2 separate regions of the Homo sapiens genome follow, and region 2 is linked to region 1. The links are chromatin contacts, found by Hi-C or POLR2A ChIA-PET in ENCODE. All regions are on one chromosome and are shown on one strand. The core of a region is the stretch at or near the end of the contact, and the rest is flanking DNA. Distances in the headings are between cores, read along the strand shown.

The links. A loop is a pair of places that touch in the nucleus more often than their neighbours do. ChIA-PET counts read pairs that join two places held with the same protein, here RNA polymerase II (POLR2A). Pooled maps may share reads with other maps.
Region 2: a loop to region 1 is called in a map of mammary epithelial cell, with 11 times the contacts of the local background. The contact joins the enhancer-like site here to the promoter of SYNPO2-AS1 in region 1. A Hi-C loop is called at or near these places in 2 of 168 maps with a recorded cell type or tissue (IMR-90 and mammary epithelial cell) and 2 of 50 pooled maps. POLR2A ChIA-PET finds 5 or more read pairs at or near these places in 1 of 52 experiments (OCI-LY7).

The regions. Positions count from the first base shown.
Region 1 is chr4:118,981,600-118,987,249 of GRCh38, forward strand. It overlaps SYNPO2-AS1 (SYNPO2 antisense RNA 1), which reads right to left and starts at 3,120. Exons shown (of 3, transcript XR_939120.3): 1 at 3,034-3,120. All of the region lies in intron 1 of SYNPO2 (synaptopodin 2), which reads left to right.
Region 2 is chr4:119,231,412-119,237,061 of GRCh38, forward strand. It overlaps USP53 (ubiquitin specific peptidase 53), which reads left to right. Exons shown (of 19, transcript NM_001371395.1): 4 at 3,879-4,000. Among named protein-coding and RNA genes, the nearest start is that of USP53, 22 kb to the left of the region's middle. Within about 2 kb of position 2,465, at least 2 of the 41 ENCODE cell types and tissues checked have a DNase peak (open chromatin) inside an H3K27ac peak, as active enhancers do; they include OCI-LY7, where a contact is called at or near this core.

The DNA.
Region 1 (5,650 bases), core at 1,870-4,369:
TAAGTTCTGATTAGGGGGTTGCCCTAGAGGAGCTGAGGATTGGCCCCAAAGGCATAAGGGGGCCAGTTCAACTCATAGCCCACCCTAGTCCTCCCGGTCACATGCAGGTAGCCAGTTACTTGGTAATTAACAAAACAAGCTTGTGGTTGTTGCTGTCGTCCATTTTACTCCTATGTCTTTTGGGGCCTTCTTGGGAAATAAAGGCTTCCTTTTTCCTCATGTACCTCATAATTATTGTGCCCCAGAACTGCACATAATTATTATTATTTTTCCATTCAGGAGTTAATGCTTCAGCCAAACAGGTCTGGACGGAAACCCAGTTTGCGTTCAGAGGAAAATAGTTGACTATTCTCAGACTAGACCACTTGAGGGCGGCATTGCCTTAGGAGAGTGTGTTTTGACCAACTAATACATAACCTAAGGAGGAAATATGCAGCGTGGGTGTCACAGGCACATCACTGTAGTTCAGGGAATAAAACCACAAAAAATGAGAACATACTTCCAGGGAGTCAACTCACATTTAGGAATGAAGGAATAAATGTCTAATTTTAAATGTGGTTGCAAAGTTTTTTTTTTACATAACAGAATTGCTTGAGGCAGGCGCGCTGTAAACCATTTATATGGGGAGGGATTTATTCTGTGAAATGAAGTGCTATTGAAAAAAAAGATAATGTCCAGTGCAGTGTAGGAACAAAAAAGGCAAACTAAAATATATTGCACAATGAAGACTGGGGACAAAATCATGAGTATGTTTGCAGGTCTTCATAACCCTCTCGGATGCACATAGTTCTTCACCATGGACATGTCCCCATTATAACCTCTTTTAATTTGGCAGGGAGCTGCTCCTTTGCCTTTCCTTCATATTTTGGGGGTCAATCCAGATGAATGAGAGAAAATAAAAGAGGGGGAAGAGAAGAGAAGGAGGATGGTATGCCCCTCTGTACTTGGAGAATCACTAGCGGTGGTCTCAGTCACAGGGAGACAGACTGGTTCCGCTCATCTCTGATCCTGCCCCAGTAAATTACTTGCAGATATCTTTTTGGTAGTTTTCACAGGATGCTAATAAACTGATCAGCCTAGTATGCTAGAGATATTTAAGTTCTCTTTCCAAATATCACTGCATACATACCTAAATAACAGACCAATCATTGATTTCCAGAAACCTGTCTGGAAGGCATTCTACATTCTTTCCTTTGCTTCTTTTTATGGGCCACAGAAAGAACACGATAGTTCTTGAATACATTTCCCAGATTGTCCAAAGAGGTCAAACTCTTAATGTTAAGCACAGTTCTTTTGAGACTGTGGTTGTGGGGGAGAAATTAAAGAAAGATCTGGAAGCTAATGGAAGCTACTCAGATGAGTAGCTTCTTTAGTGCAACCTCAGCTGGAACGTCAGTGACTCTTGAAAATTCTTTCTTCCCTCCCAAGTCAATATCCTATCAAATTGCTTTCTGTATTTTTTTGCAAATCTCCAAACAGAAACTCATGGAACACAGAGGTAATCTTGGCTACTTTGCAGAGATGGCCAAGGAGATTAGGTGTGAACTTCTCCGGTTTTCTTCCCTTCATTGTTAACTTTGCCTTTATTCATCCCTTTCAGTCTTTTCCAGGATCTTGTTCCATCAAACATCTCCCTACCTCCACCCTTTTCTTTTCAACCTTTTCCTCTGTACTTAATGGGGAAAGTTCTTTACCTCATTTCTCTTTCCAGCATCTATTCTCTCTGCCTCCATTCACACTAGATTCCTTGAAACAGGTCTACACCAGACACCCCCATGCTCTGGCCTTCCTTTACTATTTCCCTTGCATTATTTTCTCCGGAAACTACCCTTTAAACCCCACCCATGAGCTACTCATCTCCAGGTGGCTCAATGGTTTCTTCTCAGCTCTTCCTCTTAGTGCATTACATTCCTATTACCATGATGGCAGCATTGATCTAAAATCCCCTGACCTCTCTCCCTTTGAAATACTTTCTTCATCAGAATTCAATAACAAGCATACTCACTCGCTGAACATTTCTCCTTAGTCTCTGTTGGCCCCACTTCTACTTCCTCCTTGATATAAGAATTTTTCAGTACTCAGCCCCTTTATCTGCTGTGTTCTTTACTGAGCTCATAGAATCCTACAACTTTAACTACCACCTCTTTGCTCATAACTCCTCAGTAATATTTCTAACAAGCTACGTGCCTGCCCTTCCAACAGGATATTTGTCATTTCCACATCTATGTCCTATATCATAGGCAAACATTTCCAAAACAGAACTCATCTTTCCTGCACAGCCTCCCCATATCCTGGTCCCAAACTGAGTTCCCCTCCTTACCTTTCCTCAACTCTCAAGTCAAAATTTCAACTATCCTTGACTTCCCCTTTGTCATTTGTAAGTTGACTGGACATGGGGAGCAGAGGATTATGAAATGTCTTTTCAGAATCCCCCTTCTACATGCGTTGAGAGTACTCTATTTCCAGCCTTCATTTCATCACCTAGACTTCTGAAAAGATCACCAAACTGGTGTCTCTGTCATGAATCCCCTCTTCCTCATTCCAGCCCAACCAATATTTGGCCATTAGCTATTTTCCAAAACAGTCCTTTCCATACAAAAGAAACTGGTAACATTAGTTGCTTCCAAAATAGGTGACTGGGAGACGCAGATGTAAGAGAGAGAAAATTTACATTATGTACCATCTTGTTCCTTTAAAATGCTGTGCCTTATAAATACATTAGCTATTTAGAATAATAATGTTTAGTTTAAACATTAGATATTATCTGTTTAATTAAAAAAATCCTCTTCAGTTATTCTTCTGCTCAAAATCCTACACACATTGCCTTTGGAACAAAATCAAACTTCATCATATCGTTCAAAGCCCCTAAAATGACCCTTCTACTTTTCCCTTTACTCTGCTTTCAGTCTGCCCTCTGACACACTCCACAGGCCAGACACAGGCCAGCACTCTGGATTCTCAGGCTTCCAAACCTTTGTTTAAACCATTCCCTCTGCCAGTGGTGTCTTTCTTCATCCCAAATTGAAGTCCTACCTTCCTTCCAGCTTCACCTCAGATGGCACCAATTCCAAAGTACTTTTCCAGATCCCAGCATTTAGAACTACTCCTTCCCTTCTGTAAGTTTCCTGGCCTAAGCACTTGATGAGTCTATCAAAGTCAGCCTGGTTTTGTAGTTATTTATGCACATGACTGTTCTTATCTTTGTATATTTTGCACTGCTTGGTTCAATGCATTTCACATGATGGATACTTGGGAAGTGTTTCTGAATGTCATTGGTCCTCAAGACACTGAGAAATCCAAAATTAGAACTGTTTGGATATGAGACCCACTGGCATCTTTTTGTCATTTACTATTGTTTGTCATTGACATTAAGAAGTACAAAGCTCAATGGGTTCCCTTTAGGTCAATGCTTCTCCTAGTGTGGTCCTAGACCTGGAGCACTTGCTAATGTGAAGATTCCCAGGCTCCAAGAAACCTACTGGTTCAGAGTCTCTGGGGTAGGATATGGCAATCTGTAGATTAAATACGTATCCCAAGTGCTCCTTACGTACACCGAAGCTTCAGAGCCACTGCTCTAGTAGGATGTAGCAGGGTTTGGGGGAAGGTTGTAGAGGCAGATAATCCTTGAGGTTTGATCCTGCTTGTCTGCTCAGTGCTCCTTAGCTTCTGCCAGTCCTTCAGCCCTGCTCCTCAGCTGGGTTCATGCTCCTGGCTATGCCTCGTGCTCCTGGAACATGATTTGCCGTCTGTCTCTCCTTTCAGAAGACAGCTGAGCTGTCAAGCTCTGACTCCCTGTGGAAGCTGTCTGGTGCTGGCACATTTTGATGGAAGAGGGATGCCTCAGACTTCAACAATAATCTCATCTTTTTTCAGTCTTCTCTTCTCCCCTAAAACTGCTGTAGGCAAGTGACTATCCTCTGTGTTGTAGACAGGAGGATCCTGTGTCAAGAAAACATTGAGACTTGCCTAAGCCACTGACATATTAATAGAGTTAATGTCAAAAGCCTTGTCATCCAACTGGGCATTCTCAGTGACACTGTGTCAATCAGCAAGTCAATCAATTAACAAGTGTTTAATCAATGCCAATTAGGCATCTAGAAGTGTCTTGTTTAACATCTGCTGGCTGGGCTGGGCCCTGCACAGAACTTGGTTCAGTGTCCTTACAGTATCCCTGATCGAGGATCTAATTCTGTACCATGTCATCCACAGTTGGCTGCCTTTGTGGTCACACCAGGTTGCTGGGCTATATTTCATGTGAACACCACCATTTACTACATTATTCTGTAGGCCCTAATGAAGTTAAGAGGAGCAGGATACGGGGGCCAGCTATTTAGCCCTCCGATGTGAACAACTCTTCAGCAATCTTAGCTTGATGTTGTACCTCTCACTCTGTTAGGTTTTCCTTGCACTCCCATTGAATTAAAATTAGAAATTCTGTGGACAAGGATGTGACTCTATGAAAGAAACCTTCTTCCCCTCTGCCAATCCATATACATGTAAAATCCCCAACCCCCAGCATAAATGACCTTTGTTCTCACAATTTTAAATCCTTTTATAGGTTACAATTAATATTTAAACCCACCCTATGGTCCCCAAACCTTTCTAAAAGTAATCAGCCCATAGGATGCCCTCTTGCAAAAGGCTACATTTTCTATACTTACATTTTCATTTATTTTCTAATAGTCACAGTGGAAACTGTAACCATGAATGTACAACTCAGTAATCCAGTTAAGACTTGCTTTTTTCTGCCAACTTACTCTTTTATGAGCCAGAGATAGTAAAATAAGTCCGACATGTTTAAAAATGCCAATTCAAACTTGAATTTCTATGCCAAGAATGTTCTTTGGGTTAGGTCACTCAGAGTACTACAAACCAAATTTCATGTGGTTTTCAAAGTAGCCCCGAAACTCGACCTTCATCTCAATTGGCATTGGTGATACCAAAGGTATCTATGAGAACATCACTGGCCCATCCCAAGTTTGAGAGATGATAATAGGCACATGTGGCCATTTCCACTATATCTAGTCTAGGATTTAGTCTATGATTTAGACTACCCAGCTGTATTTTAAACTAGTCCAAACCACGACTGGCCGCAGGGAGCATAGACCTTTTCTGAGAGGGATTTTAGCTAATAATTTTACTTCCACATTGTTCCATCCTCTATTTCAGGATGCATGATGTACATACTCTTCCTTTTTCCATCTCATTTCACCATTAAATAAATGCCCTGGCTGGGTCAGAGGAACCAGGAAATAGACTGTTATTCAGTGTGCTATTGATATGGCCCCTAAAGCCTCCAACAACTTCCCTATAGACATCACAAAATGGAACAGAAAATTCTAGTGGATCACCATTGTCCATTCATAGGCACTGCAAATGTGTTATATGTCTCACTCAATAAACCAACACAGTTTTGCTGAATTATGCTAAGTCAAAGTTTTCTTTAAATCCCATTATCCTTATCATTGTTCTTGGTGAAACTGCAAATAAATAAAACCTCTAATGAGTTATTTTTAGATATCTAAATGGACACAGGAAAATGTTAATTGACTCCTCAAATTTACAGAACAAGTTAATAAAGGTAGAATAAAAGAAGAACTAGTCTAATAACTTTCTTCTAAGACTACAGTGAAATTTATTTTATCTCATA
Region 2 (5,650 bases), core at 1,215-3,714, 250 kb after region 1:
CTAATATTGCCAGAGGGTATAATAGTATGATTACATTATTAGCAGTGAAAGAAGGTACCTCTTCCCTTTTATCCTCACCAACAGTATTTTAATATTTTTGCCAGTCTGATAGAAACGAAGCAGCTTTCAAGTACTGTACTATAATGCCTCTGGGTTGGAGGTCCCCAAGATCCCTCCCACCTGACAGATTTGTTGATTCTCTAGCAGGACTCACAGGGCTCAGCATATAGTTGTATGCATTGCTGTGATTTATTACAGTGAAAGGATATAAAGCAGGATCAGCAAACAGAGAAGGAGCCGGAGGTGAAGTCAGGAGGAAACCAGGCACAAACTTCCAATTGTCCTCTGCCAGTGGAGTCACACAGGGCACACTGATTTCTCCAGCAATAGATTTTGTGATGACGTGTAAAATGTTGTGTACCAGGAAGCTCATTAGAGACTCAGTGCTTAACATTTTATTGTGGGGTGGTCACTATGCATCCTCTGCCTGGGACGTACCAAAATTCCAGATTTCCAGAAGGAAAACAGGTGTTCAGGATAAACATTTTGTTTGTGCAGTTTAGGTGCAGTGACCCACTCTTATCAGTGTGGTAGAAAGCCTCCCCAAATCTTGAACTCCCAAAGGTCAGCCCTGCAAGCAGACCACTGTAAGGATGGCAGTCTCAGGAATGCTATGTAAAGTCTTTTCTTTTGCTCTTTTTAAAAAACAGCTTTATTGAAATATAATCACATGCCATGCAATTCACCCTTTAAAAGTGTAAAATTCAGTGATTTTTAGTATATTCACAGAAATATATGTACATTACCACAGTCAATTTTGGAATATTCTTACTACCTCAGAAAGAAACTCTATCTTTAACGATCACCCCTCATTCTCCTATAGCCCCCACTTCTCCAGTCCTAAACAAACATTAATCTACTATCTATCTTAGTAGATTTCCTAGTTGTGGACATTTCATATGAATGGAATCATGTAATATGTGGTCTTTTGTGACTGACTTCTTACACTTTGCTTAGTTTTTTAAATGTTCATTCATGTCATAGTATGTGTCACTACTTCCTTTTTATGGCTGAATAGTATTCCACTGTATGAATATACATAACACATTTTGTTTATCCATTGATTGGTTGATGGACATTTGTTTGGGTTGTTTCCACTTTTTGACTGTTATGAATAATGCTCTGTTAGCTATTTTCTTCACAGCCTCCCAAATATTTATTGAGAGAATAAATACAGACTCACATTTGCATTCTCGTAATAAACTGCAGTATTCTTTTCAATAGTATGTTATTCCTTTGACATATTGGTAGATTCTGTTTGCTAGCATTTTATTTATAATTTTTGTACCTATAATCATGTCACATTTGTATGAGGTTTATCATGTTTTGATATTAAGGGTATGTTAGCTTTATGAAATGATTTGGGGTTACTTTCTATTTCATTTTCCCTTTGGCCTGCAGTGATCTAACACTAGAATTAACTGTTATTTGAAGTTTAGATAAAAATTTAACTTTGAATTTGTCTAATCCAGATGCCATTTAAAATGGGAGAACTTTTCTCTCTTTTCCATTTTCTTCTAAACTAGCCTTTTTAAGCTTTTCATTTTTTCTTGTATTAATTTTGGTAATTTGTATTTTGCTAGGAAATTACCTGTTCCTTTTTAGTTATTGCCATAAGAAATAAAGTAATATTCTTACCATTGCTTATGTGTTTGGTTATTTCTCCTTTAACAATTTCGTTAGTGTTTATGTTTCTCTCTCTCTTTTTTTTTTTTAATCTTAATCAGGCTTTTTGTAAAGATTTTGTCAGTTTTTGTAAAATTTTAGTTTGGGATTTATTTTTTCTATTGTTTGACTATAAATTGACTTGGAAATCTCCTTTCTTCTTTTTAGTATAAGGTTTCACAGTTTTCATCTTACTTCTCTTTTTTCCTACATCATGTTTGGATTCTTTGAGTTACACATCCTGTTTTTATCTGAGTTTCTCAGTCTCTAATTCTGGCAAATTCTTAATCATTTCTAGAGATATTTATTTATTTCCCTTTCTGAGAATCTTATTAGATATTGACATTTAAATATTTTAACCATGTCTCATAGCTTTTGAGAAGTGTTTATATTTTCTACTTCCTTATTCCTTTTTTAATGCTTTGTAGAATTGCTTGACCTGAACTTGTTGCTCACTAGTATATTCTTGCCCTATATTCAATTTGCTAGTTAACCCATCGGATTTTTTATTTCAGCAGTTTAAAAAATCTATACATATCTTCAATTGGTGAATATTATGTTTGTTTTAAATTTGTGGTCTCTTTAGTCTTTTTTCTTATGGTATTGATTGTTCATTTGTTGCCTTTCTTTCATTGTGCTCATACTCTCCAAGTGTCTGGTTATATTTTTCTTAGAAGTTCCAAGTTATGAGCTAGTAATATTTGCCTGGGGAGCAGGGTGAAAGACTAGGCTTTAACATGTGTCTTTGTGTAATTTCATGGAGTAGAGGTGGGAGTGTGTGGGCTGATTCGGGGTGATGCAGTTCGACAGTTGGTGCCAAAAAGGAACTTCCTGTTGACCTGCTTAGAGGCATGATCTTCTCCAGGACCTGCTATCCTTATTGTATTTATGCAGTGCCGGTGAGAACAGAACACACAGGGGCCTTGCAGGTCACCTAAACTTGTTACCATTTCCCAAACTGTTTGTGCTCTGGTGCTTTCCTGATATAATAATCTCCTGTACTCTTCAGATGGCACTGGAGTGGTAGCAGAGCTTTTCTGTCTCATTGCATCCTGTAGGGTAGAAATTCTCTGCCCAGAGCAATGTAAGGACTGGAAAAGGTCACAACTAGGTCTTTTCCATTTGGTAGCATTTGGCCTGCTCCATCTCTTGGTTGCCATTTCCTTAACACTCTAGAAGCCATTGCTTTTAGTGTCCCCAAGGTTTTTCATTTATTAGACTGCTTTTTGCTTTTGTGTAATCTATAGGGTTGAGATGGAGGGAGGGAAGCAGGAATTTGAAATCTTGTGCTGGAATGGAAGCCATAATATTTTTAAATTATCTGTTTGTGTCTGTGCCCCTCAGCAAACTAAGCCCCTTAAGGGTAGTGATTTTTACATATACGCTAAAGTGTATATAAAAATAGTTCATGGGGCAGACTTGGTGTCTAATAAAGTTTATTGAAAATATTATTTCAAAAAGATTCTTTCATTAAAAATAAAAATGTACTACCAATATAGAACTTCCTTAACATTCTACAAACATGATTAAATTTATTAAAACCTTAATTTGTATGCAAGGTTTCAGGATCATTTAGATCACTTTAGAAGAGGTTATAAACTGTAGAGTAAAATAAAAAGAAGAAAACAACTAACATAATACATTTATCCCTCAGTGGATTGGTTCCAGGACCTACAACAGATACCACAATCCATGGATACTTAGATCATTCAGTGGACCTAAAAGTTGGTCCTCCACAGCTGAGGTTCCGCATCCCACAAACACTGTATTTTTGATCCCTGGTTCTTGAATCCACAGATGCAGAACTCGTGGATATGGACGGCTGACTGTATAGTGTTTTATAATTCTCAAAACATTTAACCTATGTTAAAGCAGGGCTGTTATTGTTATCCCCATCTTAAAAGTGAAGAAACCATGAATCAGAGATGACAAGAATGTATCTAAGACTAAGCAGCCAATAAATAGGCATGGAAACAAAGTCTCCTGACTTGGATTCTTTTAGAGACTGATGCTTCTTTGTTTTTCAGCGCTTCTGTAATGGCTATTTGATTAATGACATTGAACTAATCTGTGTCATTCTGTCTCCCATCTTTTTGTACTGTGGAACTCAGTGACTGTTACCCAGAGTTTTTGTTGTTGTTGTTTGTTTTTAGAGACAGCATCTTGCTGCCACCCAGGCTGGAGTGCAGTGGTGCAGTCTTAGCTTACTGCAGCCTCAAACTTCTGGGCTCAAGTAATCCTCCCGCCTCAGCTTCCTGAGTAGCTGAGATTACAGGTGTGTACAACTGTGCTTGGCTAATTTTTTATTTTTTTTGATTTTTTGTAGAGACAAGGTCTTGCTATGTTGCCCAGGCTAGGCTTGAACCCCTGGTTTCAAGTGATCTTCCGCACTTGACCTCCAGAAGTGCTGGGATTACACACGTGGACCACCCTGCCCAGCCATCACCCAGAGTTTAAAGCCAGAGTTCTTAAAAAGGGCTTGTGAGATCCCACATGATCTGTCTTTTTCCCATTTACTTTTCTCTTTGTTCACATTTCTCCTGCCACACTAGACTTTATATTACTATTTCTCCGCTATACCAGATATGCTCCAACCCTCAGTATCTTTGAGGTTTCTGTTCACTGTGCTTGGAATTCCTTCTCTTAGGTGGCTTCTTCATCCCTTTCCAATCTTTGTGCAAATGTAACCTCAATGAGACCATCGTTCATTATCCTATCTAAAAGCACAAACCATCCCACATTATATATACTTCCTATCCCCTTTTCTTAGATTGCTTTTGTTACTACTTATCATGTAACCCTTCTGGTACACTCTACAATTTATTATTCCTTAAGGTATTGTCTGCCTTTCGTCATTATAATGTTAGTTTCAGTGACTGGTTCAATACATGGCTCAAAAAATGTTGAATGAAATAATTCATCAACGAAATTCAGTTGATTAGACAAAACTGTTAGTAATACAGGTATACCACTGAGGTATTGCAGGTTTGATTCCAGACCACTGCAATAAAGCAAGTTGCAGGAATTTTTTTGTTTCCCAGTGCATATAAAAGTTATGTATACACTATACCACAGTCTATTAAGTGTGCAAAATAGCATTATTTCTAAAAAGACAATGTATATATCTTATTTAAAAACTATTGTTAGAAAATGCTAATGATCATTTGAGCTTTCAGTAAGTTGTAATCTTTTTGGTGGTAGAGGGTCTCGCCTTGATGTTGATGGCTGCTGACTGAATCAGGGTGATGGTTGCTGAAGGTTGAGGTGGCTGTGGCTATTAAAATAAGGCAACAATGAAGTTTGCCACATTGACTCTTCCTTTCACCAAAGATTCCTCTGTAGCATGTGACACTGTTTGATAGCATATTCCCCACCACAGATCTTCTTTCAGAACTGGGGTGGAACCCTGGCACTGCAGTAATGGTTCTAAACCCTTTGTTGTCATTTCAACAATGTGCACAGCATCTTCACCAGAAGTTGATTTCATCTCAAGAAACCACTTTCTTTGCTCAGCCGTAAGAAGCAATTCCCCTGTTCAAGTTTTATCATGAGATTGCAGCAATTCAGTCACATCTTCACACTCCACTTATAATTTTAGTTCTCTTGCTGTTTACATCCAGTTACTTTCTCCACTGAAGTCTTGAGCCCCTCAGAGTCATTCATAAGTGTTGGAATCATTAACCAAATATCCTGGTAATGTTGATATTTTGCCCTCCTCTTGTGAATCCTGATTGTTCTTTATGGCATCTAGAATGGTGAATCCTTTTCAGAAGGTTTTCAGTTTACTTTGCCCAGTTCCATCAGAGGAATCTCTTTCTGTGGCAGCTGTGGCCTTATGAAATGTGTTTCTTAAATAATGGGACTTTAAAGTCAAAATTACTCCTTGATTCATGAGCTGCAGAATGGTTATTGCAGGGATGAAAGC